Linked DNA regions of Homo sapiens: regions 2, 3, 4, 5, 6 and 7 are each linked to region 1. The links are chromatin loops, found by intact Hi-C in ENCODE. Cell type or tissue: PC-9. All regions are shown on one strand. Region 1 has its middle 2.9 kb from the start of STEAP1B-AS1. Region 2 overlaps SNHG26 (small nucleolar RNA host gene 26). Region 3 has its middle 54 kb from the start of IL6. Region 4 overlaps NUP42 (nucleoporin 42). Region 5 has its middle 40 kb from the start of TOMM7. Region 6 has its middle 41 kb from the start of HYCC1. Region 7 overlaps IL6 (interleukin 6).

Evidence for each region. Hi-C counts contacts between places; a loop is a spot of excess contacts. Peaks named below come from ENCODE experiments on the same cell type or tissue, not always from the same donor. Only the 100,000 strongest peaks of a DNase experiment are listed, where the experiment ranks them.
Region 2: it touches region 1 in a loop (7-fold over the local background); 35 of 110 quality-filtered maps call a loop at or near these places.
Region 3: it touches region 1 in a loop (7-fold over the local background); 15 of 110 quality-filtered maps call a loop at or near these places.
Region 4: it touches region 1 in a loop (2.7-fold over the local background); 5 of 110 quality-filtered maps call a loop at or near these places.
Region 5: it touches region 1 in a loop (9-fold over the local background); 67 of 110 quality-filtered maps call a loop at or near these places.
Region 6: it touches region 1 in a loop (16-fold over the local background); 93 of 110 quality-filtered maps call a loop at or near these places.
Region 7: a loop joins it to region 1, with 9 times the contacts of the local background. A loop is called at or near these places in 104 of 110 quality-filtered maps.

What each region holds. Positions count from the first base shown.
Region 1 is chr7:22,558,401-22,562,400 of GRCh38, forward strand. No RefSeq gene overlaps it. Among named protein-coding and RNA genes, the nearest start is that of STEAP1B-AS1, 2.9 kb to the right of the region's middle. In PC-9, CTCF peaks have their summits at 1,675 (motif pointing right), 1,883, 2,869 and 3,332; DNase peaks (open chromatin) are centred at 1,671, 3,101 and 3,621; H3K4me3 peaks cover 909 bases; H3K27ac peaks cover 2,176 bases.
Region 2 is chr7:22,859,207-22,863,206 of GRCh38, forward strand. SNHG26 (small nucleolar RNA host gene 26) reads left to right here. Exons shown (of 5, transcript NR_146320.1): 4 at 1,341-1,432; 5 at 1,680-2,230. Among named protein-coding and RNA genes, the nearest start is that of SNORD93, 4.6 kb to the left of the region's middle. RefSeq lists an enhancer at 1-503. In PC-9, CTCF peaks have their summits at 1,754 and 1,953; no DNase peak of the experiment used is centred here; H3K27ac peaks cover 1,030 bases.
Region 3 is chr7:22,671,132-22,675,131 of GRCh38, forward strand. No RefSeq gene overlaps it. Among named protein-coding and RNA genes, the nearest start is that of IL6, 54 kb to the right of the region's middle. In PC-9, no CTCF peak of the experiment used is centred here; a DNase peak (open chromatin) is centred at 2,400; H3K27ac peaks cover 1,822 bases.
Region 4 is chr7:23,183,303-23,187,302 of GRCh38, forward strand. It overlaps NUP42 (nucleoporin 42), which reads left to right. Exons shown (of 7, transcript NM_007342.3): 2 at 1,768-1,996; 3 at 3,750-3,844. Among named protein-coding and RNA genes, the nearest start is that of NUP42, 3.3 kb to the left of the region's middle. In PC-9, a CTCF peak has its summit at 1,889; no DNase peak of the experiment used is centred here; H3K4me3 peaks cover 1,193 bases; H3K27ac peaks cover 390 bases.
Region 5 is chr7:22,780,571-22,784,570 of GRCh38, forward strand. No RefSeq gene overlaps it. Among named protein-coding and RNA genes, the nearest start is that of TOMM7, 40 kb to the right of the region's middle. RefSeq lists an enhancer at 1,474-1,974. In PC-9, CTCF peaks have their summits at 2,253 (motif pointing left) and 2,454; a DNase peak (open chromatin) is centred at 2,231.
Region 6 is chr7:23,053,317-23,057,316 of GRCh38, forward strand. No RefSeq gene overlaps it. Among named protein-coding and RNA genes, the nearest start is that of HYCC1, 41 kb to the left of the region's middle. In PC-9, CTCF peaks have their summits at 2,459 (motif pointing left) and 2,659; a DNase peak (open chromatin) is centred at 2,505.
Region 7 is chr7:22,730,619-22,734,618 of GRCh38, forward strand. IL6 (interleukin 6) reads left to right here. Exons shown (of 5, transcript NM_000600.5): 5 at 788-1,380. The coding sequence ends at 955. Among named protein-coding and RNA genes, the nearest start is that of IL6-AS1, 5.0 kb to the left of the region's middle. In PC-9, a CTCF peak has its summit at 2,296 (motif pointing left); DNase peaks (open chromatin) are centred at 883 and 2,313; H3K4me3 peaks cover 702 bases; H3K27ac peaks cover 1,067 bases.

The DNA of each region.
Region 1 (4,000 bases):
AGCTGTGCACTGCACAAAGGTGCTGTTCAAAGGGAGTGCTACTCACATCATAGACATCTTCGCTGCTTTGAAATATGTTTTTCTTTGTTGTCTCCAAAGGTGGGCAGTCTGTATGTTTATTACAATAATTTTTAAACAGATAGCAATAAGATATCTTGCTTTAACAAAATTACTATATTATGATAGATGAGTGTAAAGTGTCTTTCTGATGGGGTAGGTTCAGATTGTTATTCAACTTACAAATGATTAGCAGCATGGTACATTAACATCATATTATTTTTATTGTGCTTTAGTTTACTTGTGCTTCCAAACACATAGGAGTTGACTGATAATCATGATTGGTGAGCATATTAAAAAAATGTCCATCCCCTTTGTATTAGAGCACTGCTAAATTTACTCTCCATCTTACAATTTATGTCACCTGATACTTGTTACTTTACCTAGATGGTATTATTAAGCTTTCAGCTTACATCTATAGTAGTTTACTATACTATACTATACTATACTGTACTGTACTGTACTATACTATACTATACTGTACTATACTATATATAGTAAGATGAATCATTGAAAAATAATTGATAATTTTCCATTAATAATCCATTAAGTGTTACAAGGATAATTTTTAGAGATTATATTAGTGATATAGTGTGATATAGTATGATGTTTCAAGGTAACTTTACTCAAAGGCACCTTTTTCTAATCTGGACAAAGCCATTTTACGAGCTATCAGTGGCTCTTGTAACCACCAAGAGCCTTAAACCAGGCTGTCTTGATGGCATATATGTGGGGATGTCCTGTTCTTTACCCCCATCCCATCCCCTTCCTTCCAGCTCCGTTAAGGCAGGATTGGGAGCAGGGGTCCAACCTCATGTAGGACCCAAAAGTAGTCCTATAAAATCTCCAAAAGCGGTCACAAAAGTCTGGGCACGTCGTGTGCTTTTACTATTTTTTAGGGCAACTGTCCACGAGGTTCATTGCATCTGTGCCTCTGAAAAGAGCAAAAGTCATTGTTTTAGTTTGCAGCAGTGGTTCTCAAACTTTATCATGTATTAGAATCATCTGGAGGACTTGTTAATACACAGATCCTGAACCTGCCCTCAGGATTTCTATTTCAGTAGGCCTGGAGCAGAGCTTAAGAATCTGCATTTCTAATGAGTTGCCTGGGGATGCTGTTGCTGCTGCCCCAGGGAAGATATCTGGAGAACCACTGCTTTAGAATGTCAGCCGTGGCTGGGCATAGTGGCTCATGCCTGTAATCCCAGCACTTTGGGAGGTCAAGACCAGTGCATCTCTTGAGGTCAGGAGTTCAAGACCAGCCTGGCCAACACGGTGAAACCCTTGTCTCTACTAAAAATATAAAAATCAGCTGAGTGTGGTGATGCACGCTTACAATCCCAGTTACTTGGGAGGCTGAAGTAAGAGGATCGCTTGAACCCAGGAGGAGGAGGTTGCCGTCGGCCAAGATCGCGCTACTGCACTCCAGCCTGCGTGATAGAGCAAGACCCTGCCTCAAAAAAAAAAAAAGAAAAAAAAGTGTCAGCCATGGCTATGATCAGTGCAGGCCCACATGGGGCAGAACCCTGGGGATACACTGGGTTTCTAACCTCTTTACCAGCAGAGGGCAAGTCCACGTTTATTCCAACCTGTGTCAACAGTCTCTTCCAGCACAAGGTGGCAGCACCGGCATACAAATCTCTATATAAACAGGGGGCCCGTAAACTTTAAATTCAATCACAAAAGCAAGATGGGAAAGCCACGTGAACTGCATTTATTCTATAAATTGGATGGTAATCTAAACCTGACAAATGATCAAAATGTTTCTCTGTTAAGAACACATATCCATGCAAATCAGGTTTCAAGTATGAGTAAAACTAGACTGCATGGCAGACAGGAAGAGGAGCTGGATGCTGTGCGGCCTCTCTCCTTTAGCCTGGCACCCCAGGTGGGATTTCATACTTCTCTGTCTGGTGATTCAGAAATGTTCTTCTGTGGAAAGTCCTAGGCTGGATGCAGCAAAATTACCCGACGTGCTTATTAAAAATGCAGATTCCCTCTCTCATAGCCCATTCTGATTAAGTAGGTATACGATTAGGTACAGGCAGTTATCTTCTTCTTTTTTTTTTTTTTTTCTTTTTTTGAGACGGAGTCTCGCTCTATCACCCAGGCCGGAGTGCAGTGGTGCGATCTCAGCTCACTGCAACCTCCACCTTTCAAGTTCAAGCGATTCTCTTGCTTCAGCCTCCTGAGTAGCTGGGATTACAGGTTCACGCCACCCCACCCAGCTAATTTTTGTATTTTTAGTAGAGACGAGGTTTCACCATGTTAGCCAGGCTGGTCTCGAACTCCTGATCTCAAGTGATCTGCCCAACTTGGCCTCCCAAAGTGCTGGGATTACAGGCGTGAGCCACCACACCGGCCGCAGTTATCTTAACAGGTGTTCCAGCTGATTCTGAGGCACAGCCCTGTTGTGGCTACCTGCATCTGTATGTTTAATAAACATAACACCAGCGCTTAGCTATGAATATTTGGCTGTCTCTGCCTTTCACATAGTGGTTCTTTCTAGGTTCTGAACTCGCAAAGCAGTTAAATGCAGAAAGAGCTACACTCTCCCATATGGTAGCTGCCGGCCACATGTGGCTACTGGACACTTGAAATATTGCTGTTCTGCACTGAGATGTGCTGTCAGTGTTAAATAACACCAGATTCCGCAGACTCCATAAGGGAAAAATAATGTAAAATATTTTATTCCTAGCTTTTTATACTAATTACATGTTGAAATGATTTTTTAAATATATTACGTTAAATAAAAGATATTCTTAAAATTAATTTCACCTGCTTCTTTTCATGTTTTTAATGTGACTACTAAAAATATTAAATTATATATGTGGCTCACAATATATTTCTATTAGACAGCATTGGTTAGAGGATGTAAATAGCTTTGGCAAGAATGGAGGGGAAAGTGGAAATCGGAGAAGCAGAGCCTAACAGGGCTCAAGGGAAGAATTCTTGACCGCATGGAATTCTAAGCGCATTCCTCCACCCGGGCCTCACATCCTGGCAGCCAGGCCTGGAAGAGAAACGTCCTTGAGCCTGCAGCCGCTGCAGTGCTTTAATAACAGTTTATCCATGGGAGAGTTCCAACTTGAGCACATGCTGGCTGTGAACACCCACTCTCCAAATAGGTTGAGTTCTGAGACAGACTGGATGTTAGTCACTTGCCGGCTCTCAGAGGGCATTTCACATAGGAAAAAAACGTGGTTCCTGCAGACGGTTGCTGGTATGTGGAGTCCCCCCGCCCGCCGCGGGGCTTACTGAACCTGTGCAGTAGGTGAAATCTCTACTTTTACAACAAAGGAAAGCTTGATGGTTCATTGTTAAACAAAACCATATTTGTTTGTTTGTTGTCAATTTATACATAAGAATAAGAAAGAGTATGTTAAAGCAGCTTCTCTGCAGTACTAGTACTGTGCTCCAAGAAAGGCAGGTTTATACTTAGCTGTGGTCCTCAGTGGAGTCCCCAGACCTGCAATATCTGGGAACAGCTAAGAAATTCAAATTCTCAGGCTCCAGTGCAGACTTAAGAGATCAGAAACTCTATCTAGGGGTGGAGTTAGCAATCTGGACTGTGACCAGCCCTCCAGGTGATTGTGAGAATGCATCCTAAGACAGAGAACCACAGAGCCACAGAAAGAAGAGGCCCTGTGAAGGGAGACCCGAGGGTATGGAGAGTTGTTGGCTCCAGCTTGGGCGCACTCGTTCTCTCTTTCTGTTTCTTTCTTCCCTCTTCCCTTCTGTTCTCTTTTCCCCTTCCGCCTCCTCTTCCTCCCCCTCCTCCTCCTCTTCCTCCTCCCCCTCCTCCTCCTCCTTCTTCTTCTTCTTCTCTCTCTCTCTCCCTTTCTCCCTCCCTCCCTCCCTCCCTCCCTCCTCTCTCTCCTGTCTGCTGTCATTGGGAAGCTGTGTGGTCAGCCAGTCAAAAAGCAGATTTCAGAGTCAGGAG
Region 2 (4,000 bases), 300 kb after region 1:
GGTCTAACCACAGGGCCTGTTGAGCCCTGCCCTGGTGACCAAGAGCATTTTCTGACATGAACAGAGTTAGGCCATCTTGCCCGTATGAGCAGAGTTCTTCAGATGTCCCTTAGGATTCTAGGTTTCATACCTTCCCTGCCACTCCCCCACTACCAAATCCCCTTACCCTATAGCCTAGCAATGCAGAGTTGTCCAATATAGAACCTCTGTTAAACATAGCATCACCCAGGAAAATGGGATGAGTGGTTGCAGTCAGTACCACAGTTCTGCAGAATCAACTTGCTTACCTTAGTACATTGCCTGTCTACGTGTTTAGCAGAGCTAAAAGCAGGAATGGACTGTTAAACTACCATCCTTTTGTGCTCAAGTGCCATGAAGAGAAGCAAACCTGGAGTTGAAAGTTTTCAAAGAGGGCTTCCAAGTGAGGAACTTGGGCATGTGAATCTTTAATTATGACTATAAAAGAAATTGTGATTGGAAATAGAATTTTTATGCTAGTGGTTATGATTTCATTGAAAATAGGAAATCTTATTTAAGAACTCTGGTCACAAAACCTCCCCAGATAGTGACGTAAATAAGACCCAGTGTAACAACTGTGGCATTGACATGTCAGTTCATGTAGATTGAGTCACAATTTGATTTCGAGAATGGCCATATCCCATTTTGTCTTACTCCATGGTGTTCCTGAGCACTTGGATACAAATAGATTCTGTTTCCTAAAAGTAGCCAAATCTTTGTAGTTCAAGTGAATATTCCAGACTAAAATATGTGTCTTTTTGAAGGTCCTTAAGCCTTACATACTTAATTGTGTAATTTGGCAAATATTTGCTGTTGTGTTGTGTCAAGTCCTGTGATAGAGACAGTTCCTACCTTTCTGGAGCTTTCACAGTGTGACTCATTTCAGTACGTAAGTCGGAGCCAGTTTTAATAGAATGTTCTCTGGTTGACTTCTGTTGTAAGGAATAATTTCATTTCATGTCTGGGTCAATATGTGAAAGATTAAATTATTAGGGCAAACTGAAAAAAAAAATCTAGTTTTACCCCCCCACCACCACATTCCCAAAATAATTTAGCATGGTTTATAACAAATATCAAGCAACAATAATTAGAAGCAGATAAAAGCTCAGCAAGTAGAGGGCAAGAATAAAAAACCTAACTGTTAGATCTCATGCTGTAGGCTCCAGCCAAGTTGTCTCTGAGCTTCCTAAGAGCAAAGAGCCAACTGGCAAGTTAGTAATCAGGCAATTGCCATAATTTTCTAATGGAGGAGGGGAGTGGTCATGTGCATTCTAAGCTCTTTAAAGCCGAGGAGTAAGCTTTCTTTCCTTCATGATCTCAAGTACTCTACTTTGAAGAAAGGAATGGAACAGAAGGTGTCTGCATAACTAAATGGGGATCTAGAGAAAGTGGAGACTGCCTCTGGAGCAGGGAGGTGAGTGGACCAGATCACTGTGGGCCTGGGCCTACTCAGCTGATTTTCAAGCTAAAACCAGGGGTAACTTTTCCTCTTGAGACGAAAGCCATGCTCACATTCTGTGAACAGCCAGAGATGTGTTCGAAAGGCTTACTTTTATTTTGTACTAGAAAAGATTGTCTTTCCAAAATTTACCTCGTATTCATAAACTGGAAAGTTCTGATGGCAATATTTTGTTACAAAATTGTCATTAATCACAATCCAGGATTATGCCACCATGACTAGAAGGCCCCCTAATGGAGTTTATCTGCACTGCAAGGGGCCAGTTGTCTCAGAATCATCCTCCGTTGACATCTCCATCTCCAGGACAGCTCCACACTAATCTGTTTCAAAGACAAAATCCAGTCTAATCAGTTTGATGTATGTTTCTGGGAATAGAGCCGAATGTTGTAGCTGATGGAATGGAGTCTCATACCATTGATTTTGCAGCTGGACAAGTGCCCTGCCATGTTACTGCCACTCTTTAAGGCAGAATAGAGCACATTGTATCATTTATAGGCCTCTCACAGTGAGAAATATGTGGAACTTTGGAAATCAGAATCTAAAACTGCAGTCCAATGGGGTAGCCACTATTCACATGTGCTATTGAGTACCTAAAATGTGGCTAGACCAAGTTGACATGTGCTGAAGGGTGAAAAACACCAGGAGTGAAGAATTAACTTGAAAAAAATGTAAACTATCTCAATTTTATATTGATTACAAATTAAATGATGTTTTGAATATATTGAGTTAAATGAAATACATTTTTTAATGATACATGATGCGTATTATATTTCTGTTGGACAGTACTGGTCTAAAACAGTTGATTCACTATCCAGTAGAGAGAAAGGTATTGCTGTTTTACCATATGTGACCTTCAGGGAAAAGAAGAATAAAATTAGCACTTGAAAATGGAAAAACTTACAGATAAGCAGCTATTATTTGAAGGGCAGAAGGTGCAGGGGTACTCAGCACTACTTAGAAGATTTGACATAAATTCTATACTCAAGTTGCTAGTACTTCTGGAGATTTTAAATGAAAGACTTCAGAGTGTATTTAGTAAACACTCTGCTATGCCCACTCTACAAGCATCTGTGTGTTCATTAATCAAGAGCAGGCCAGGTGCAGTGGTTCTCACAGTGGCTCCCACCCAGCACTTTGGGAGGCCAAGGCGGGTAGATTGCTTGAACTCAGGAGTTTCAGACCAGCCTGGGCAACATGGCAAGACCCCATCTCTAAATAAACGTAAAAAAAAAAATTTTTTTTTTTTTTTTTTTGAGATGGAGTCTTGCTCTGTCACCCAGGCTGGAGTGCAGTGGTGGTCTCGGCTCACTGCAACCTCCACCTCCTGGGTCCAAGCAATTTTCCTGCCTCAGCCTCCCGGTAGCTGGGATTACAGACGTGTGCCACCATGTCTGGCTAATTTTTGTACTTTTAGTAGAGACAGGATTTCACCATGTTGGCCAGGCTAGTCTCAAACTCCTGATCTCAAGTGATCCACCCACCTCGGCCTCCCAAAGTGCTGGGATTACAGGTTTGAGCCACCATGCCTGACCCCAAATTTTTTTAGTTAAGAGCAAAAGGACTTGGTATGCTACATCTCATCAAAATGCAACTTCCTTAATGAAGAACCATATAAAGGATAGTTCTAGTTTCTTTTTTTTTTTTTTTTTTTTGAGACGGAGTCTCGCTCTGTCACCCAGGCTGGAGTGCAGGGGCACGATCTCGGCTCACTGCAAGCTCCGCCTCCTGGGTTCACGCCATTCTCCTGCCTCAGCCTCCCAAGTAGCTGGGACTACAGGCGCCCACCTCCACGCCCGGCTAATTTTTTCTGTTTTTAGTAGAGATGGGGTTTCAACGTGTTAGCCAGGATGGTCTCGATCTCCTGACCTCATGATCCACCCGCCTGGGCCTCCCAAAGTGCTGGGATTACAGGCGTGAGCCACCGTGCCCGGCCAGTTCTAGTTTCTTGATCCCTGATCTTAGTGTGTGTGTGTGTGTGTGTGTGTGTGTGTGTATACTAAAGTGTCTTTCAGGGTTTTGGTTTTTTGATTTTTTTTTTTTTTAATGGAAGGGGAGAGATTGTGGGAAGTGGCACCATAAATCTTACCTTGTATAAAGCACTCTTTTAAAAAATTACCTTATGTTAAGCAAAATGTTCCATAAAACTCTCCTTTTCCTGTCTTCACTGTGTGCTTTAAAAAACAGGTCTGTGTAAATTCTCTTGTAGTTTTGTTGCTACTAATAATGACATTTTGTCTTTTTGTGTTTAACAGTAATTGAATTCTTCCCTTAGTTTTCACATTTCTCTTAAGTAGTTGTTCTTAATAGTGACTGGGGATGGTGGGGAAAATGTGTCCCCCTCAGGGTGGACAAACTGGGAAAAGAACCAAAATCCCACACCCAATGAATTGAGACCAAACATCATTGACCACACTCCACCTCTCTAATTTTAACATTGACCAGAATATTCTAATTTTATTTATTTATTTATTTATTTATTTAATCTTTTTAGAGATGATAGGGTCTCACTCTGTTCCCTAGCCT
Region 3 (4,000 bases), 110 kb after region 1:
AATCATTCATTCTTTGAGTTTTGTTTGTTTTTAAGCTTTTAATAAAATTATATTCCCACTCAAACGTAATAACAATGGTTCTCACCAGTTAGAATTGAGATTTACCACTGGCCACACTATCTTAATTAGGCTATGACCTCTTGTTGGAGCAGGAGTTGCAGGCAAGCCTTCAAAAAGGCCATGCTGCACCACCTGGGCTTTCTCAAGAAACTCTGCTCGGGAGGAGAGGACCTGGCAATCTGGATATGCAAATGCAGAGCAAAGCGTGACTCAAGGGCATCAGTGCAGCTTCCCAGAGGTGCCCAAGCAGAGCAGGGGTGCCATGTTGAGGATGAGTGCATGCTGTTATTTCAGCATACAAGTCAGTTCGGGTCGCATCACATCCATGTCCCTCTCTCACCCTCACACACACAGCAAGTGCACTTGCTCCATGTATCAGCCTTCTTTCTCTTGCCCACAGCTGTCCTGCAGAAGTTGATATATTGACCCACATTCCAGAATCCTGAGGAAGCCTAGCCCAACTTCTTGAAAGCCAGCACCAAAATACTCTTATTTGTATATTAAATGAGAGAATCAAAATTCCAGTATGCTTTGTCTGATGAAAAAGATGCAGGGAAGTGAAGCTCCATGTAAACAATTACCCAAGTTCAGAAAGGCATGATTTGGCCAAGCAGATATGAATCATTATAAAAGCAAGACTTCTAGTTTTACTTGAAGAGTTAAAGATGTGTGTTTATTTCCTCCAAACCTACTTAAAGGACATTACAAAAACAAATTTTAAGAAAAAATAACACTAAGCAGCCAAGGCAGTCTGCCTGTAGGACTCCAGCCACCAGAGTGGGCAGAGTGCAATACCAGCAAAAAACAGGATTAGGGGATAGGGTCAAACTGGAATGAGGAAACATGTCCACACACATCCACACCAATATTGCCCATGTTGTCAACCTTTTGGAGGCTCAGCTTCAGAATGCTTGGAAGGCAAGTTTCTGTCCTTTAGGCAAGAGATTAGACAACTCCCCTCAGGGGAAACTAAATATCAAAGGGAAACCTGCCTTTGCACATTTAAAGTTCTTCCAATGGAAAAAAATGGGAGACCTGCCAGATCACCCTTCAGAGAAGCCCAGCAGCTAATGAAATCCCCCTAAATAAGGCTTCCAATCAACATTTTAGTGCCTCTCCCTTAAAAATAAGTGACCAGTGCTGGGTGGGGTGGCACAAGCTGGTAATCCCAGCTACTAGGGAGGCTGAGGTGGGAACATTCCTTGAGCCCAGGAGTTTGAGTCCAGCCTGGGCAACAAAGTGAGACTCCCATCTGTAAAAAATAACTAAAAAACAAAAATAAATAAGTGGCCAAGATATTTGTGAAAAGCAACTCTCTTGAAGGAAACTAACAGAAATAAGAAATTCAGAAGAAATAAACAAGGAGATAAAAAAATGTTTTCAGGTAATATTAATGTCCTCAGAGAGATAGAAGATATATTCATGAAACAAGACATCATTTTTAAAAAGAGAGCTCTTGGGAATTCTAAATGTGATAGCAGAGATTAAAAGCTCAATGAAAGGGTTAAATAATAAACTTGAGGAAATCTCACAGGAAGTATAAGATAGAGACAAAGAGATTGAAAAGGGAAAGAAGATTTTTTTAAAAACAGGATCCATCCAGGAAGGCCAATACCCAGAAGGAGAGAATAAAGAAAACAGAATGAGAGAAAGAGAGAGAAATATAATCCTGATACACAATGCAGCTCAAATGTAGTTAGGGCTGACATAATTTAGCACATCATAGAATGTCGAGGTCTCAGCCAACAGTGGCAAAACCAGAAAACCAACAAAATTTACAATGCAGAGTCCTCAACAGGCTCAGGAACTGGCAGTTTCAGATAGTGCTTCTGAAACTGAAGGTTACGGTGAAAGAAACCAATCTAGGATGGGCTGGGTAAAAGCTGTGTGAGAAGCAATCAGAGCCTTCATTCCCCTCTCTGCTCCACATCACTGAGTATGTCCTCTTCCCCTCCCCCATACAAGATGGCAGGTTTATTCTTTGAAGGAATCCTTCCTGACCGGAGGTCAATTGGCACAGCGGTTGATTTGAGAACAGTAACACAAACCATAAAATGGTGAGACCCGCAGCCCTTCTTCCCCAGCTCTGTTTCCCCAATTGGCCATCAGAACAGTGACAGCATACTTGTAACCTTGGCAGGAGATTAGAAAGGTTTCTTTCTGAGGAATCTGACCAGTCCATGAAAAAAGGTCAGAAAATACTGAAGCAAAAAAGTTTCCTAAAACAAACAGTGCTTCCAGCTCACCCTACAGTGAAGCTCAAAGTCAACAAGCCTTGCCTGCAAGTTGAGAGCATCCAATCCACTTTTTAGTCCTCTAATCCTGAACAAACATCCAAGGGTGCCAGATGTCTAAGGAAAGCCCAGGGCAAGAAAACTGGAGAACAAAACAAATAGATAAAAGCAATTCGGAGGAAATAAAATACACAGTGACTAAAACTTTAAAAGTATCATGAATACCCTCAGGGAAATAAGAGACAATGACATACCTTTGAAACAAGAGTAGGAAACTATAAAAAGGAACCTAGGACCAGAAAATAGAATTGAGGCATTCTAGAAAGGTGAGTAAAATGACAGAGGGGAAAACAAAAACAAGAAAATGAAGATATTAGAGAACCAATCCAGGGGTCTGAATATCTGATTAACAAGAGTTTCCAAACAAGGGAGAAGAAAGCCAACGAGAGGAAATCGTCAGTAAAATTATTCAAGCAAATTTCTCAGAAGTGAAAGACTTAAGTTTCCAGATTTCCTGAAGGGGCCACTGAGGGCCCAGAATAATCCAGGCAGATTATTGTGAAATTTCACAACACTGGGGACTAAGGGAAGATCCTTTTTAACCTGATTACTGGAGGATGTTCTCCCCCAAAATAAGAGAGTAAACCAAAAAAGAAGAGATGAGGAATCCAACTTGGGAGAAAAATCTAGAGAATTCCAAGGTCCACAGTGAAGGAAAGACTCAAGATAGATGACAGCTCTGCAACAGCCTGGAGAGCATTCAACTCAGAAGAGGAAAGGGATCGGGGGTGGGGTGGGGAGTGGGCTATCCTAAGAGAAAAAAAGAAAGTGATAAACCATCCAATGTTGGTGTCTATTAGAAGGTGCGTCTGCTAGAAGAGGTACAAAGAAAATTAGGCAAATAGGAAAAAAGGCAACAATTTCAGGAAAAACTAGAAAAGGCAACCATAGTTCACAGTGCTCAACTGGAAATTGTATTTGCATAAAAAGTTAGGTAAATACAGAAGTTTAATCAAAAATTGTATTATCTTGGGAGGGTGGGGCATGGGAACAATAAGGAAGGATAGTATAAGAGTTGGATGTTCATCTATCATAACAGATGATTATGTCTAAAAGTCACCATTGCAAACAGTATATCTAGGCATATCATTTAGAAGTACTGAGATGTATATGCAAGAAGAAATGGCTAAAAGAATCAAAAGTAGTTGCCTCTAGGAAGAAGCAACGAAAGAGTGTGAAGAGTGATACAGGGAACCATTGTAATTTCTTTAATACTATTTAACAATACTTTTATTTTTATTTATTTATTTATTATTTTTATAGAAACAGGGTCTTGCCATCTTGCCCAGGCTGGTCTCAAACTCCTGGGCTCAAACAAGTCTCCTGCCTCAGCCTCCCGAAGTGTTGGGGTTACAGGCATGAGCCACTATGCCTGGCTTAACTTTTTCAAAAACTAAAATTAAAAAAAAAAAATTCTTTTAGAGACAAAGTCTCACTGTGTTGCCCAGGCTGAAGTACAGTGGAGTGATCACAGCTCACTGCAGCCTTGAACTCCTCGGCTCAAGCAATCCTTTTGCCTCAGCCTCCCAAGTAGCTAGGACTGCAGGCATGAGCCACCAAGCCCAGCTAATATATTTTTTATTTTTAGGGATGAGATCTCACTATGTTGCCCAGGTTGGTCACAAACTCCTGGCCTCAAGCAATCC
Region 4 (4,000 bases), 620 kb after region 1:
TCCGCCTCCCAGGCTCAAGCGATTCTTATGCCTCAGTCTCCCGAGTAGCTGGGATTACGGGTGCCCGCCACCATGCCCTTGATAATTTTTGTATTTTTAGTAGAGACAGGGTTTTGCCATTTTGGCCATACCGGTCTCGAACTCGTGACCTAAGGTGATACTCCCGCTTCCGTCTTTCAAAGTGCTGGGATTACAGGCGTGAGCGACCGCGGCGGGCCTCATCTAACCTTTAAACCTTGTATTGCGTGATGGTTTCACGTCTGATCCCACTTCAGGGAAGACAGTCCTTTTATTTCCTCCACAATTAATCTAGTGAAATATTTCAGACCGAAAATTAGGACTCATGTCTGATGAATGTGAGTGTAAACAAAATTTGGCAGACAAATTGTATTTAGCTCCCAGAAACAAATGAATGTTTCTGGAATTATAAGTATGAAGACCAAAAGCAATGTAAAAAAAAAAAAAAAAAAAAAAAAGGAGGAAGTGAGTTTCTTCAGTTGTATCATCCCCCAGTGAATTTGGAACTTTAGAAGAAGAAGATACCATTAACTTCTACTTGAGGGATCTGGTCTAGCAATCTCCACTTTTTTTTTTTTTTTTTTTAGGGTAGTTTAGAGTTGCAGGATGAACTTTCACAACTGGGCATGTGTGTCATTCTAACTTTTAATATAATTAATGGCTTATCTCTTTATTCAGTCAGAAACAAGATGAATTACCTTAATCTTGGCCCCAACTAGGAAGTGATGAGTAAATGAGATTGCTAAAATGATTTTAAAAAACAAAACAAAACCAATATATAAAGAGAGGAGAGAATCTTTTTGGCTCATTTTGATATTTATGAAATATTGGAAAGCTGGTAGAGGAACTACATGCATTCTGTACACATGTAAATACCATGTATAATCTCTCTGTGAAAATAGGTGTGTAGGTGTTTGCCCAGAGAAAAGACTGCGTCAAATAGACTTAAGCATCTGTACAAAAACAGAGGGTAGAATGTAATCTTTCATATTCGAGAAACTTTAATTCAATGTCCATTTTTCAGCCTTTACTACAGTATAGGGCCTGGTGGGGGAGCAAAGAATGATAAAAACCCAAGTTTTTATCCTGAAGGAGTTTATGATTTATGATGCATGCCTTCTGTCAACTTTTAACTATCAAGCAGTTGTTCATTTAATAAGCTTTGTCAGCTGAATTTAGTAATATATCACTATTTTTCTATATTATTTTCTTCTCAATCTCAAACAAAAATGCAATTGGCCACTATGTGATTTGTTGATATTACAACCTAACTACTGTATATAAATAAAAAATGAAGAGATTGTCATTTAAAATGAGTTTAAATGTAGTGCTTGTTGAATCTTTCTATATTGTCTAGACATACTAAGATATAATGAAGATTTTTGAGATTTTAAAGAACAGTTGCTGGGCACAGTAGCTCATGCCTATAATTCCAGCACTTTGGGAGGCTGAGGCAGGTGGATCTCTTGAGCCCAGGAGTTTGAGACCAACCCCGGGCAATATGGCAAGACCTTATCTCTACAAAAAGTACAAAAATTAGCCAGACATGGTGGTTTGCGCCTGTGGTCCCAGCTACTCAGGAGGCTGAGGTGGGAGGATCGATTGAGCTTAGGAGGTTGAGGTTACAGTGAGCCAAGATCATGCCACTGTACTCCACCCTGGGCAAAAGAGTGAGACCCTATCTCAATTAAAAAGAAAATAGAAAGAAAAGTTGCTAGTAAAATTATTTTGTTTTATTGTTTATTTTAGGTAATAATAGACGTGGATGGAATACAACTAGCCAGAGATATTCCAATGTCATCCAGCCATCCAGTTTCTCCAAATCCACACCATGGGGGGGCAGCAGAGATCAAGAAAAGCCATATTTCAGTTCTTTTGATTCTGGAGCTTCAACTAACAGGAAGGAAGGCTTTGGATTGTCTGAGAACCCATTTGCTTCACTTAGTCCTGATGAGCAGAAAGATGAAAAGAAACTTCTGTAAGTGAAAGTTTTCAGGAAAATTACTATCCATTTGCTTATGTTTTTTCACCTACAATCTTTGTTGTTTCTCTTTTTTTGTAACATCTTTTCACAATACAATATTTTCTTTAAAAAAAGAAATAATGCATTATTTTTAAATCAGAGTAGCAAAAAGAAGAAAAATCACCCACAATTCTATCACTCATAGATAGCCACTCTTTTGCTGTGTATTACCCTAGATTTTATTTCACTTAAAAATATATCATCTTTCTATAATAGTAGAGTGCCTTCCTAGGGGTAATTACGCTTTTTCCACTTTGTGTTGATAACACTATATTGTGAATATCTTTCTAAGATTAGTCCTGCTTAAGTTCATTCTAACTTACAAGTCCTTTACAAAGTATGATGTAATTTAGAACAACTTGTGAACTTGGAGGTCATTTTACCATCTCATTTATTTATTTATTTATTTATTTTGAGACGGAGTCTTGCTCTGTTGCCCAGGCTAGAGTGCAGTGGTACAATCTCGGCTCGCTGCAGCCTCCGCCTTCTGGGCTCAAGCCATTCTTCTGCCTCAGCCTCCCAAGTAGCTGGGATTACAGGCTCCTGCCACCAAGCCAGCTAATTTTTTGTGTTTTTAGTAGAGATAGGGTTTTACCATGTTGGCCAGGCTGGTCTTGAACTCTTGACCTCAAGTGATCTGCCTGCCTCAGCCTCCCAAAGTGCTGGGATTATAGGCATAAGCCACCATACCCAGCCACATATCTTATTTCTTTCTAAAACTTTTACTTGGATTATCCTATTCAAACTGATCTCATTTGATTTCCTACATTTATTATGGAGTAGATACATGACATTTCTTGAGAATATTTATGGTAAAATTTATGGCTGGTGTCAAAACAATGCTTGGCTATCTGTAATGTTCTCTCAACTCATGGTGACTAGGATGGAATTTAAATGTAATTGGTTAGTCTTTTACTTATCCTAATTAAATCAGAACCAGTTGTAGACATGTTGAGTCATATACCATATACAACCGATTTTTTTTTAAGTAAATGAGCAAACAAAACCTTCCTTTCTGCATTTGTTGCAATTCTAAATTTAATACAGTTTTCTCTGTGATAATTCTCCTTTTATTGACATAGTCTAAGTAGGGAGAAACTTTAATTTAGAGCCGAATCTACCCACGGCATTACCACAGATTAGTTGTATGGATGTGGGTCTGTTTCCCCTGTTGCAAAATGTGAGAATTAGATAAAATGATCTCTGAAGTCCTATAACCCACTTTTAAAATATTATGATTCTGTATCACGTAAGTGGTACTTTGTTCTTCCCAGTTAAATGATTATTGATGTTTGTGATAATTAACAAAGATTAAAGTTAGTATTTTAGATTTTAATTCCTAAAAAAAGTATGGTATCTATGATAGTATTTATGTAATTACTATCATAACCAATGTTACATATCATACCAATGATACCATATGATATGGTTACATATCATAACCAATGTTATGTATTAACATTGGTTAATGGGTCAGTGTATTGGAAAGCCAAACTCATTAACTTCTCTGACATTATAATACTATTTGTAACCATGAAATATAGTTCACACTTCTATAAACTTGTGCTTTAAAGAACACTCTTCAGAAAATATAATGGAAAAGTATTTACTAGAATTTAAATTTTCAGTTGTGGAAAACCATTAACAATAAATTTTACCAAGCAGCTAAGAAGATCCTTTACTCTTTTTTTTTTTTTCTTTTTTGCAGGGAAGGAATTGTAAAAGATATGGAGGTTTGGGAATCATCAGGGCAGTGGATGTTTTCTGTTTATTCACCAGTGAAAAAGAAACCTAATATTTCAGGTAACTGAAAAATTGTGCATTTTTAAAGTATGTTCTAAAACTATTATTTTCTAAAACCAAAAGAATGCCAAATAAAGAAATCAACTACCAACTTAGCTACAACTAGGAGAGTTTGGGCATTGTTTAAAGTATTCGAGTATTCTAGCCAAACTTCAT
Region 5 (4,000 bases), 220 kb after region 1:
ATATTAGTGGAACAATTCATGAAATGTGGGTGAGGTCTGAAGATTAAAATATTGTATCACAGTTAATTTTCTGGTTTTGATCATTGTACATGATTATGCAAGATGTTAACATTTGCAAAAGCTGGCTGAAAAGTATACTAAAAATCTTTGTGCTGTTTTTGCAACTTTGGGTAAGACAAATTATTTCAAGATGAATATTTCTAAAATAGAAAAATTAAATAATGGCACATTCACACAGTGATTATGCAGCCATTTAAAAGGTTTGTAATTATTCTGAATGACACTGGAAAATGTTCACTACATAGCATTATTGGGAGAAAAAAAACAAAAGCCAGTTCACACACTGAAAACTAAAGCCCAGAATGAATCCACTAAAATCTTGAGAGGACATTTCTAAGTAGAAGATTACAGATGCTATGTTCTTAATTAATTTTTTAGTTTCATATTTCCCAATTTTTTCTACCATGAGCATTCACCACTTTTAAAATTGGGGGGAGGATGTTATTTTTAAACACACATCATGATTTTGCATCAAAAAAATTCATTTAGACATATTTCTTCTCCTTGGTTTTAATAAAGAACATTTTTTCAATGCTTTGAGTTTTCAAAACTATGATTTTGATAAGCCAACAATGAGCCTTAGCTTAAGTGAGTTTCTTAATTTGGCATCAGTAACCAAAAATGCTTAATGGTTTCCCTAACTACTTGGAAATGAATTCTTGGCACTATGTCTTCTTAAGTTCTGTGGGTCTCATGTTGAAACAGTTGCTTCATTTCCACTAAATAATTGGAACTATTCCCTGGGTCATCAGAGAAGCTCAAACCTATGCGCATCTGAATCTCAGTCAACAACAGAAGGAAGAGGAACCTAATAATTTCTCCTCAGCCTGTCACAAATCAAGAGAAGAATGCATTTGTGCTGAAGACCGGGAAATTAAAAAGAAAGCAGATTTTGCTGGGAGGCAAGTCAAGGTGGCCACCAGGAATCTTAGACCCCTCGGCTTCAGATGACCATCTTCTGAGTAATCAGGATGTTTAGCAAGGCATACTTGAGGGGGCGTAAAGCATGGCTCCTATCTCAAAATACCTCCTCTGTGAGGTAATGTACGTGACACTGCTGTGCACTTGTGTCTGTTCCTTCCATCCAGGCACTGGCCAAAAAAGCTGTATTTGCTTGGCTCTGGAAGAATTTTTAATTCCAAAATTTATCGCCCCCACTCCTACCATCAAAGTGCAATGTGTCATCTACCAACATTTCACTAAGCAAGTAATTCTAGAACAGAACTGGTTGCAGGCCCACCAGAGGACAAACAATGTGGGGAGCTGGATTCAGAAAGCACTACAGATGGGCACCTTGAAAAGAGAGGTGCAGGACTCCTGCAGCAAGTTCTGCCAAGCCATGGTCCTCTCTGGTGCCATCCTCCTTAGGCGTTCACCACTACCTGCTTGCCAGCATCAGCCTGCCTTCTCAGGGTTATGAGTACATCCCCTCCTCCATGCCATAAGCATTCCCCTAACCCCATGCTGACAAGCTCAATGCCAGGCCCCAGTTCATCTTTCCAGACTTCCAGCTCCCTGCCTCAAAGCCCAATTCCAGCCACAGTTCGGAGCTTTGTACATTGTTGCATCCTTACTTAGCTTTCAACCGCAACTGTATCCCTGCCATCTCTACTTCAATGTTATCTCTGCAGGCCAAACATAACCCACCAGCTGCCAAGGCATGCAGTACCACGCTCAGCCCATCGCTACCCGCCTGGACCCTTGTGGCCTCACCACTTGCCTCCTGAGCCTTCTGTGCCCCTCCCCTGGCCCACCTCCACCATCTGCCTTCTACACTCTGCCTGTCAGGGGCCCAGTCTCCCCACTAGTTTATACCATCTCCCATGTTCTATTTTTATTTGTGCTTGCCCTTGTTCCAGAAAAGACAAGACAACACATACTATAGTCCTACCATGTTTTCTCAGGTGGGCTTCTTAACCCATGTGGCTTCTCATTCTATTTGCCCTATGAAGCACAGGGAATCAAAGACAGCGTTTCTCTGTGACATCAATTCTCGCGCCATCTAAGACAGGTCAACAGTAATGGCAGAGGCCTTCCTCGTAGCAAAGGGAAAACAATAGCAAACCACTGATGTTGAACTACCAGCCAGAAGCCAAGTGAGATATTAAGACAGCAAAGCCACCAGCACCAGGACAGGAGCTCATACCTCTTACCAGATAGATGCTGCTCTCCCACTCCCCCTGCTGGACACCGAGGTCCTGGGGCGATGCTTCCAAAGTCCACAGTCCCCAAATGATCAGACACCCATGTTTGCCCCAAGAGGTGTAGACTAAACGTTAAAGAGAAGCCACACTTGCTAATCTCATATTTAATTATCTTCAATGCCAAATTAGAGAAATGGAGTACCCCTCAGTGGAAAAAGGTAGGTGCTACTTGTTAGGCAGACTGGCTGTGAGCCCCCATTCTGTCACAATCTAGTTAGGGTATTAGGAAAGTTGTTCCAAGTGTCCCTGGGCCTTAGTTTCCCCACCTGTAAAGCACAGGTGACACTACCCTCCCCATATGGTTGATATGAAGATTAAATGAGATAAATTGCAGGCATCCAATTGTTATTGTCCACACCGATTGGCAACTAAGCTCTTGGCACACAATCTCTTGGCACCCCAGTGGCTTCATCTATGTAATTCCAATAATACCTGCTCAGCCTACCTGTGAGACTTGGCTGGGGCAGATGAGAGAACAGATGTTTGTCAAAGCACTCTGTAAATCATTAAGTGCTATGCTAATTCATCAATGACAACAACACCTGTCTGGCACTTTGAAGAGACACAGATGACAATGGTAGTTTTGATCTTTGTGGAGATTTGGAAATTTGTGGATGAAATAAGCATGCATGAGAATAACTGTACTTCAAATAGGAGATTGACTGCCATATTAGTAATAAAGAAAAATAATAATAGGAATGAAAAGAAAAGAAAATTTGATTTGCCTGAGGCAGAGGGTCGAGCAAGAATCACAGATGACCTCATGAGTGTCTCATGCTGCAGCAGGTCATAAAGACAAGTAAGATTGCTGTCAGCAGAGATGAGGAGAGGGCCTCCCAGACCCAAGAAAGAGTGAGGGCCACGATGCAGAGGAATGATGGTTCTGGGGATATGAAGAACTCCAGCTTGACCGCACCCTGCGATGAGGTGCCACAGTGGAGAATGGGGTTATGAGGACAGGTTGGGACACCATAGCGTTCTGTGAGATTGAACATGACAGCCAGGCAGTGCAGAGCCATCTAAGCTTTGTGAACAGCATGTCTGAGGAAGTTTACCAAAGACAATGTGAAGGCTGGCATGAGATGGGGAGAACAGGGGCAAATACAGGAAGGAATCATGATTGCCAAAGAGAGATGGGGGCCTGAAGTGATTCAGGATGCACAGGGGAAAGAAGAGATCAAAGGAAGGGACAAATATAAATGGAAGGTATTACGACCATAGTGCTCATGACAAAGAACCACATTTATCACTCAGTTCCACATGTACCAAAGGAAAATATCAGAAAGATGTCATGAGCTCAAATTAATAGTGATCTTTGGTAATTTACAAAAGGATAGAAGCAGTAAGATGAAGTAACACAAAGCACGTCTCTTACAGACTTCTAGAATTAACAGGGAAAGTAGGAGATGTGGTGCAATTACTTATCATCTGGGTAGGTGAATTTCAGGGGAAGAAAATCTCAGCAATATGCATTTAATCAACATATACTTTGATATCTGCTTTTGCCTAAGAAGTTCAGTAATGTCTTACAAATTGTGTTATGTTTCAGCATATCAAGTTCTGCTTGTAGCTCACTCACAATCATCCAGCACAATGGGGAATTTATCTTGCTGGTATTTCCAGGGAGACTGGGAAACAGCCAGTACAGATCAAACCTTTTCACATCATCACACTATTCACTCTACTGGTTAGAGATAACAAAGACAAACACAATAGGGAATGGTCAATTTATAGCA
Region 6 (4,000 bases), 490 kb after region 1:
TTGAGCTTGTATCCCACAACCTGGCTAAACTCCCTTATAAATTCCAGTAGCCATTTTGTATATTCTTTTGGGATTTCCTATGTTACAGATTCTCATCTATAAATAGCAACAGTTTTATTTCTTCATTTAAAATCTCTGTCTTTTCTTTTTCTTTCCTTATTGCCCTGTCTATGACCTCTGGTAAGGTGATAGCAGTGGTAAGAGTAGACAATTTTCACTTATTCTTGAGCTTAGGGGAAAGCACTTAGTCTTTCACCATTCTCTTGGCCATGTGAGAATTCAATGAGAAGACAGCCATCTGCAAAGAAGGAAGAGTGCCTTTGCCAGACACCAGATCTGCTGGGACCTTGATCTTGGACTTCTCGGACTCCAGACTGTGAAAACTAAATGTCTATTGTTTAAGCTACTCAATCTGTATTCTGTCACAGCAGACTGTATTAGTCCATTTTCACACTGCTAATAAAGACATACCTGAGACTGGAAAGAAAAAGAGGTTTAATGGACTTACAGTTCCGTGTGGCTGGGGAGGCCTCACAATCATGGTGGACGGCAAGGAGCAAGTCACGTCTTACATGGATGGTACCAGGCAAAAAGACAGCTTGTGCAGGGAAACTCCCCCTTATAATACCATCAGATCTCATGAGACCTACTTGCTATCACAAGAACAGCATGAGAAAGACCTGTCCCCATGATTCAATTACCTCCCACTGGGTCCCTCCCACAACACATGGGAATTGAAGATGAGATTGATTTGGGTGGGGACACACCAAACGATATCACAGACCAAACTAAGACAACCATTAAGAATGATGTCAGCCATAGGATTTTCATAAATGTCCTTTGTTAAGTTGAGGATATTTTCTTACAGTTTTTATCATGAAAGAATATTGAATTTTGTTGTGCTTTTTCTGCATCTATTGGGATGATCCTATAATTTTTCTTCTTTTATCTATTGACATAATGAATTACGTTAATTTAGATTTAAATATTGAGCCACCTTGCCTTCCTAGAATTAATCCCACTTAGTTATGATGCATTATCCTTTTTATTTATTGCTGCATCTAATTTGCTAATATTTTCTTGAGAATTTTGGGGTCTATGTTTATTTGGGATATTAGTCTGTAGTTTTTTTACGTGTAATTATTTTGTCTGGTTTCAATATTAAGGTAATGCTGGCTCATAAAATGAGCTTCCCATGCCAACCTTCCCAGTACAAATTAGACAGCTTTTAAATATCCACCCACTTAATTGGTGAACATTTAGAAACAAAAGACCTCTTCAGAGTGATTTTGTATATGAAAAGGAGTTTGCATTGACAAACCCTCCTTGGGATATGGATGCTAAAAAGTAAGCTAGACATTCTCATTGGGTGATTGGATCCAGAATATTAGCTCCTCAGCATAAAGAAAAACTCCTACACCTCAGCATGATGTATATTAGTTTATCTCATTGGTCCTTAATGGTTTGAGACTAGCCAAAAAAAAAACAAAAAAAAAAACATTAAATGTAATTGAGTCTGAGTCTATACAACTGCTACTCAAATTTTTATTTCAAAAAAAATTCAGCCGGTCATAGTGGTTCACACCTGTAATCCCAGCACTTTAGGAGGCCAAATCGGGAGAACTGCTTGAGCTCAGGAGTTTGAGATCAGCCTGAGCAACATAGTAAAACTTCATCTCTACAGAAATTTTAAAATTTAGCTGGACATGTGCCTGTGCATGTGCCTATAGTCCCAGCTACTGAGGAGGCTGAGGTAGGAGGATCGCATGAGCCCAGAAGATTGAGGCTGCAACACTATGATTGCACTACTGCACTCCAGCTTCGGCAACAGAGCAAGGCCCTATCTCGTTTAAAAAGAAAAGAAAAGAAAAAAAAATCTTGGGTATGAGCATAATTTATTTGATTAATGAATAAGCACTTTAAAAATTAAAGCAAGACTTTTGATTTTTAGTTCAGCTTTTCCTTGTACAGAATTCTTCTTGTTTCAGAATAGAAGAATCTCTGAAATAACATATATGTCATAGAGGCTAAAATTTAAATCTTTCACTCTTACTAGAAGTATTCAATTTGTCTTTGGGTTTTACAAGAGAAATGCCAGATGCTAACAAATATAAGTAATGGTTGTTGTTGGGCTTTTTGTTTAATGTGAATCCTCCAATTACCTTTAAAATCATGATGAAAGCTTAGAAGTTTCAAATTGCCAGCTTAAAACATTATATGTTAAATTATAATATTGTTGGCTATGCATATTCTTTTGCAGAAATATTTTTAGTTAGGCTTCAAAATATCCTCTAAATTTTTAAATAACTACAATTTTATACTCATGTCAGCTCTGTGTCTGTGTCGGTAAGAAAAAAATCTACATTACTTTTTTAAAATGTACATCATGCACCAAAAAGAGAGAGATTTCTGAATTCCATGCCTTCAGGTTAACTGATCAGGTTAGCTGTCCTACACTACAGTGACATCTACTGGCACAATCAGGACTGAGCACCCAGAAGTAATCAGAATGACAGGGCAGCCTTTCTTCTTCCTCTTTGATTATTGGCTGATAACAGGAGTTACATGAGTATGAATTTCCTAAGAACAGATATCATATTTTCTTGAGCTCTGTATCTCCAGTGTCTAATATTGTGATTGTTACATTAACGATTCCCCAGAAATCTGTTGGATAATTATAAGTGCAATTGCCTATGGCCTAACTTTTCAAACAGCACAGAATCTAAATTGAAACAATACTGTTAAAAGTGATTTAAATTAAAACAATAATAATAAAATGGTCTAAAACAAAGGTACTTTGTCTTTGTGATAAATCTCTTTTAAATTCTAATGATAAAAATAAGCTCCACTCATTATCCAGAAAATCACACACAATTTTATACACAACTTCATGAAGGTCCTGAATTCCATCTCTCAACTCAAGGTTAAGAACCTTGGATACAGGAGGTAGAAATATGTTTTAATACACTTTGAAATGCATAAAATCAATAAAACAATAATAAGAAACTACTATATACCTATTAGAATGGCTAAAATTCAAAATGTTAACATAACCAAATGCTGGTGAGGATTTGGTGGAGCAAAAGGAACTTTCATTCACTGCTGGGTAGGAATACAAAATGGTCCAGACACCTTGGAAGACAGTTTGGCAAGTCTTAAAAAATTTTAAACATCTTACTCTATGATGGAGCGATCATGCTCTTTGGTATTTACTCAAATGAGTTGAAAACTTATATCCACAGGAAACTCTGCAGACAAATGTTTATATCACCTTTATTCGTAATTGCCAATCCCCAAAAGAAACCATGGTATCCTTCAACAGGTGAATGAATACATAAACTGTGGCACATCCATATGATGAAACATTATTCAGCAATGACATGAAAAAAAAGCCATCAAGTCATGAAAATATACGGATGAACCTTACATGCATATTGCTAAGTGAAAGAAGCCAGTCCGAAAAGGCTATATACTGTATGATTCCAATGATATGACATTCTGGAAAAGGTAAAACAATGAAGACAGAAAATGGTCAGTAGTTGCCAGGGGTTTGAGGAGAGGGACAGATGATAACTTGGAGCACAAGGGATGTTTAGGGCAGTAAAACTATTCTGTATGATAGTAATGGTAGAGGCATGTCATACATTTGCTGGTAGACGTAGAACACAAAGAGTGAATCTTAATGTAAACTATGGACTTTGGTTAATAATAATGTGTCCATATCAGCTCATCAATTGTAATAAATGTACCGTGTAACAAATGAAAGATGTGAATAGTGGTGGAAATCATAAAGAAGGGGAAGGTGGGGAGTGGGCCTGGGAGGCTGCAAAGTGGGATATATAAGAACTCTCTGTACCTTCCAATCAATTTTCTGTAAACCTAAAACTGCTTTAAAACATAGTCCATACAAAAATTAGCCGGGGGTGGTGGTATGTTCCTGTAATCCCAGCTACTCCAGAAGCTGAGGCAGGAGAATCACTTGAACCCAGGAGGTGGAGGC
Region 7 (4,000 bases), 170 kb after region 1:
ATTAAAATGCCTTTAAGTATGGGCTCTTCATTCATATACTAAATATGAACTATGTGCCAGGCATTATTTCATATGACAGAATACAAACAAATAAGATAGTGATGCTGGTCAGGCTTGGTGGCTCATGCCTGTATTCCCTAAACTTTGGGAGCCTAAGGTGAGAACTCCTTGAACTCCTAAGGCCAGGAGTTCAAGACCAGCCTGGATAACATAGCAAGACCCCATCTCTACAAAAAACCAAAACCAAACAAACAAAAATGATAGTGGTGCTTCCCTCAGGATGCTTGTGGTCTAATGGGAGACAGAACAGCAAAGGGATGATTAGAAGTTGGTTGCTGTGAGCCAGGCACAGTGCTGATATAATCCCAGCGCTATGGGAGGCTGAGGTGGGTGGATCATTTGAGGCCAGGAGTTTAAGACCAGCCTGGTCAACATGGTAAAACCCCATCTCTACTTAAAAATACAAAAAAGTTAGCCAGGCATGGTGGCATACACCTGTAACCCAGCTACTCAGGAGGCTGAGGCACATGAATCACTTGAACCCAGGAGGCAGAGGTTGCTGTGCACCACTGCACTCCAGCCTGGGTGACAGAACGAGACCTTGACTCAAAAAAAAAAAAAAGAAGTTTGTTGCTATGGAAGGGTCCTACTCAGAGCAGGCACCCCAGTTAATCTCATTCACCCCACATTTCACATTTGAACATCATCCCATAGCCCAGAGCATCCCTCCACTGCAAAGGATTTATTCAACATTTAAACAATCCTTTTTACTTTCATTTTCCTTCAGGCAAAGAATCTAGATGCAATAACCACCCCTGACCCAACCACAAATGCCAGCCTGCTGACGAAGCTGCAGGCACAGAACCAGTGGCTGCAGGACATGACAACTCATCTCATTCTGCGCAGCTTTAAGGAGTTCCTGCAGTCCAGCCTGAGGGCTCTTCGGCAAATGTAGCATGGGCACCTCAGATTGTTGTTGTTAATGGGCATTCCTTCTTCTGGTCAGAAACCTGTCCACTGGGCACAGAACTTATGTTGTTCTCTATGGAGAACTAAAAGTATGAGCGTTAGGACACTATTTTAATTATTTTTAATTTATTAATATTTAAATATGTGAAGCTGAGTTAATTTATGTAAGTCATATTTATATTTTTAAGAAGTACCACTTGAAACATTTTATGTATTAGTTTTGAAATAATAATGGAAAGTGGCTATGCAGTTTGAATATCCTTTGTTTCAGAGCCAGATCATTTCTTGGAAAGTGTAGGCTTACCTCAAATAAATGGCTAACTTATACATATTTTTAAAGAAATATTTATATTGTATTTATATAATGTATAAATGGTTTTTATACCAATAAATGGCATTTTAAAAAATTCAGCAACTTTGAGTGTGTCACGTGAAGCTTAATATAAACAAGTTTCTTGTCACTGCCACCACCACGACCAAAAAAAGCTAATCAATCACTATATATAATACATATATATACTATATATAATAAATATATATACTATATATAATACATATATACACTATATATAATACATATATACTATATATACACATATATACTATATATACACATATATATTATGAATGTATATATATAGTATATATAGTATATATACTATGTATGTATATATATAGTATATATAGTATATATACTATGTATGTGTATATATAGTATATATAGTATATATAGTATATATACTATGTATGTATATATATAGTATATATAGTATATATACTGTGTATGTATATATATAGTATATATATACTATATATGCATACATAGTATATATGCATATATACTATATATACTATATATTTATATATACTATATACTATATATACTATATACTGTATATATACTATATATGTATGTATACGATATATATATATACTATATATGTACACACACACATATATATATACATATAAGCACCTACTACATGCCAGGCATCATTAAATGTGTTGCATCCATCACGTCATTTAACCCCAGCACTTGCACACTCCTTTCTGGTTGTGGAAGACTAAGTAATTTATCTAAGTCACCCAGCTGGAAGGTCAGGCAGGGACCCAGATTTGAAATCCAAGTCTACCTACCTACAGGTCCCCTACTCTTAACCTGTAGGTCCCACTGCCTACCCAGGAACTGAGGGATGATGTAGAAAATCCCAAAACATGTTAATATAGGGAATACCTATAAACATGCAATCAAAGTCTTTGGGACTATACAACCACTGTATAAAGCATAACAATGTACAAGCTTCCAAACAATAACTAGAAGTTCTGCCTCCCTCTTCTGGGTTCCTAAAGCACTGCACCTATCTACCTGTCAAAGCATCTACCACATTGTACCACACCTTAAAATCAATGGTTTTTTTCTTCTCAGCCAGCATGTGGATGCCTCAATAAAGCAGACTCCTTTCATGACCTAAAACTAATTTCAGGGGGGAAAAAAAGACGAGCTGGGCGCAGTGGCTCACGCCTATAATCCCAGCACTTTGGGAGGCTGAGGCGGGAGGATCACTTGAGGTCAGAAGACCAGCCTGGCCAACATGGCAAAACCCCGTCTCTACTAAAAATACAAAAATTAGCTGGGCGTGGTGGCGCACCTATAATCCCAGCTACTCAGGAAGCTGAGACATGATAATCGCTTGAGCCTGGGAGGTAGAGCCTGGGGCTGCACTCCATCCTGGGCAACAGAGGGAGATTCTGTCTCAAAAAATAATAATAATAATATAAATAAATAAATAATTTTTTTAAAAAAAGACTCTTTCCTATATTAATCTTTGCATCCTGTGCCCATGGCCCCAAACCTGACCAATGAAGGCCCCAGTAAATATTTTTTGAACAAAAGAAAATATAGATGATCAAAGATAAGAAAGATAAGAAGACACCTCAATTCTTGTAGGCATATAGTGGTAGGGGAAATCACTAATTCTGTGTGTTTATGTATCTTCATCTTCAGGAAAAATAGCAAGAATTAGAAAGAAACACTCAAAGGACTTCCAGAGAAGGCAATGAATAGCCAGTGCATGTACACCTACCTCCATTTCCTTTGCCACTGGCAATAATCTTCATCTGCCCTCTCCCCTCCCCGACCTAAAGTGGTAGTGAGAGAGGCAATCTGGACAACTTAACATGGCCTCGTTTATCCATCTCAACACGACACTGGGAATTTGGTGCAGATTTCCCCTTTCTAACCCCTGCAATATAAAAGTTCTGTCTCCTTATAAAGCTTTTCCCCATTCTACCCGCTACAGACTTCTTCCTCCAGGGGAGGAGTTCTTCTGGGTAAGGGAAAGTCCACAGAGGTCAAAAACCGAGAGGAGCTGAGCCAGAAAAGAGCCACATACTCTGATTTCTAGAAACCACGCATCACAAGTGGGCTTCCCAAAACTAGGGTCAAGTCAAAGAACAAAGAGAAATTGCGATCAACTGATGCTTTCATTCTTCAAACAAAAATGGGTTGAGTTTCATAGATAAGTCAGGGAAAGCTCCTGAGAAAGAGGTGAAAGGGTAGACATGATCCCTGCCCTCTTGTGTAGCACACTATGGAAGGGAAAATAGACATTAAATAAAGACTATAAATGTGATAAGGTTTCCAAAAAGAAATGTGGGCTGTGCTGAGAACCCATACTAGAGGCACGGATAATCTAAGTGAACCCTGGTTTGGCTGCTCACCACTCGAAAGCCAGACATGAGAGACAAGGTTGGTGGGAGGAAAAGCCAGTTCATCAGAAAGCCAGTAAACCAAGAAGATGGTGAGCTAGTATTTTAAAGTACCATCTTGAATTTTAAAATTTATCACAGTAGTTTTTAAAGAGAAACTTGGTATGGGAGATACGTGGGAGTGGTGCGTGGTGTAGGGTCTGTGTGTCTTGTTCTGATGGCTATCTCAGGTAACCGCCTGTCCGGAGGTCTGTTTGGGATCATCTTAACTTCAGCTAGATGATGGATTCATTGTTCATGATTCCTTCTAACCAGGAGGATT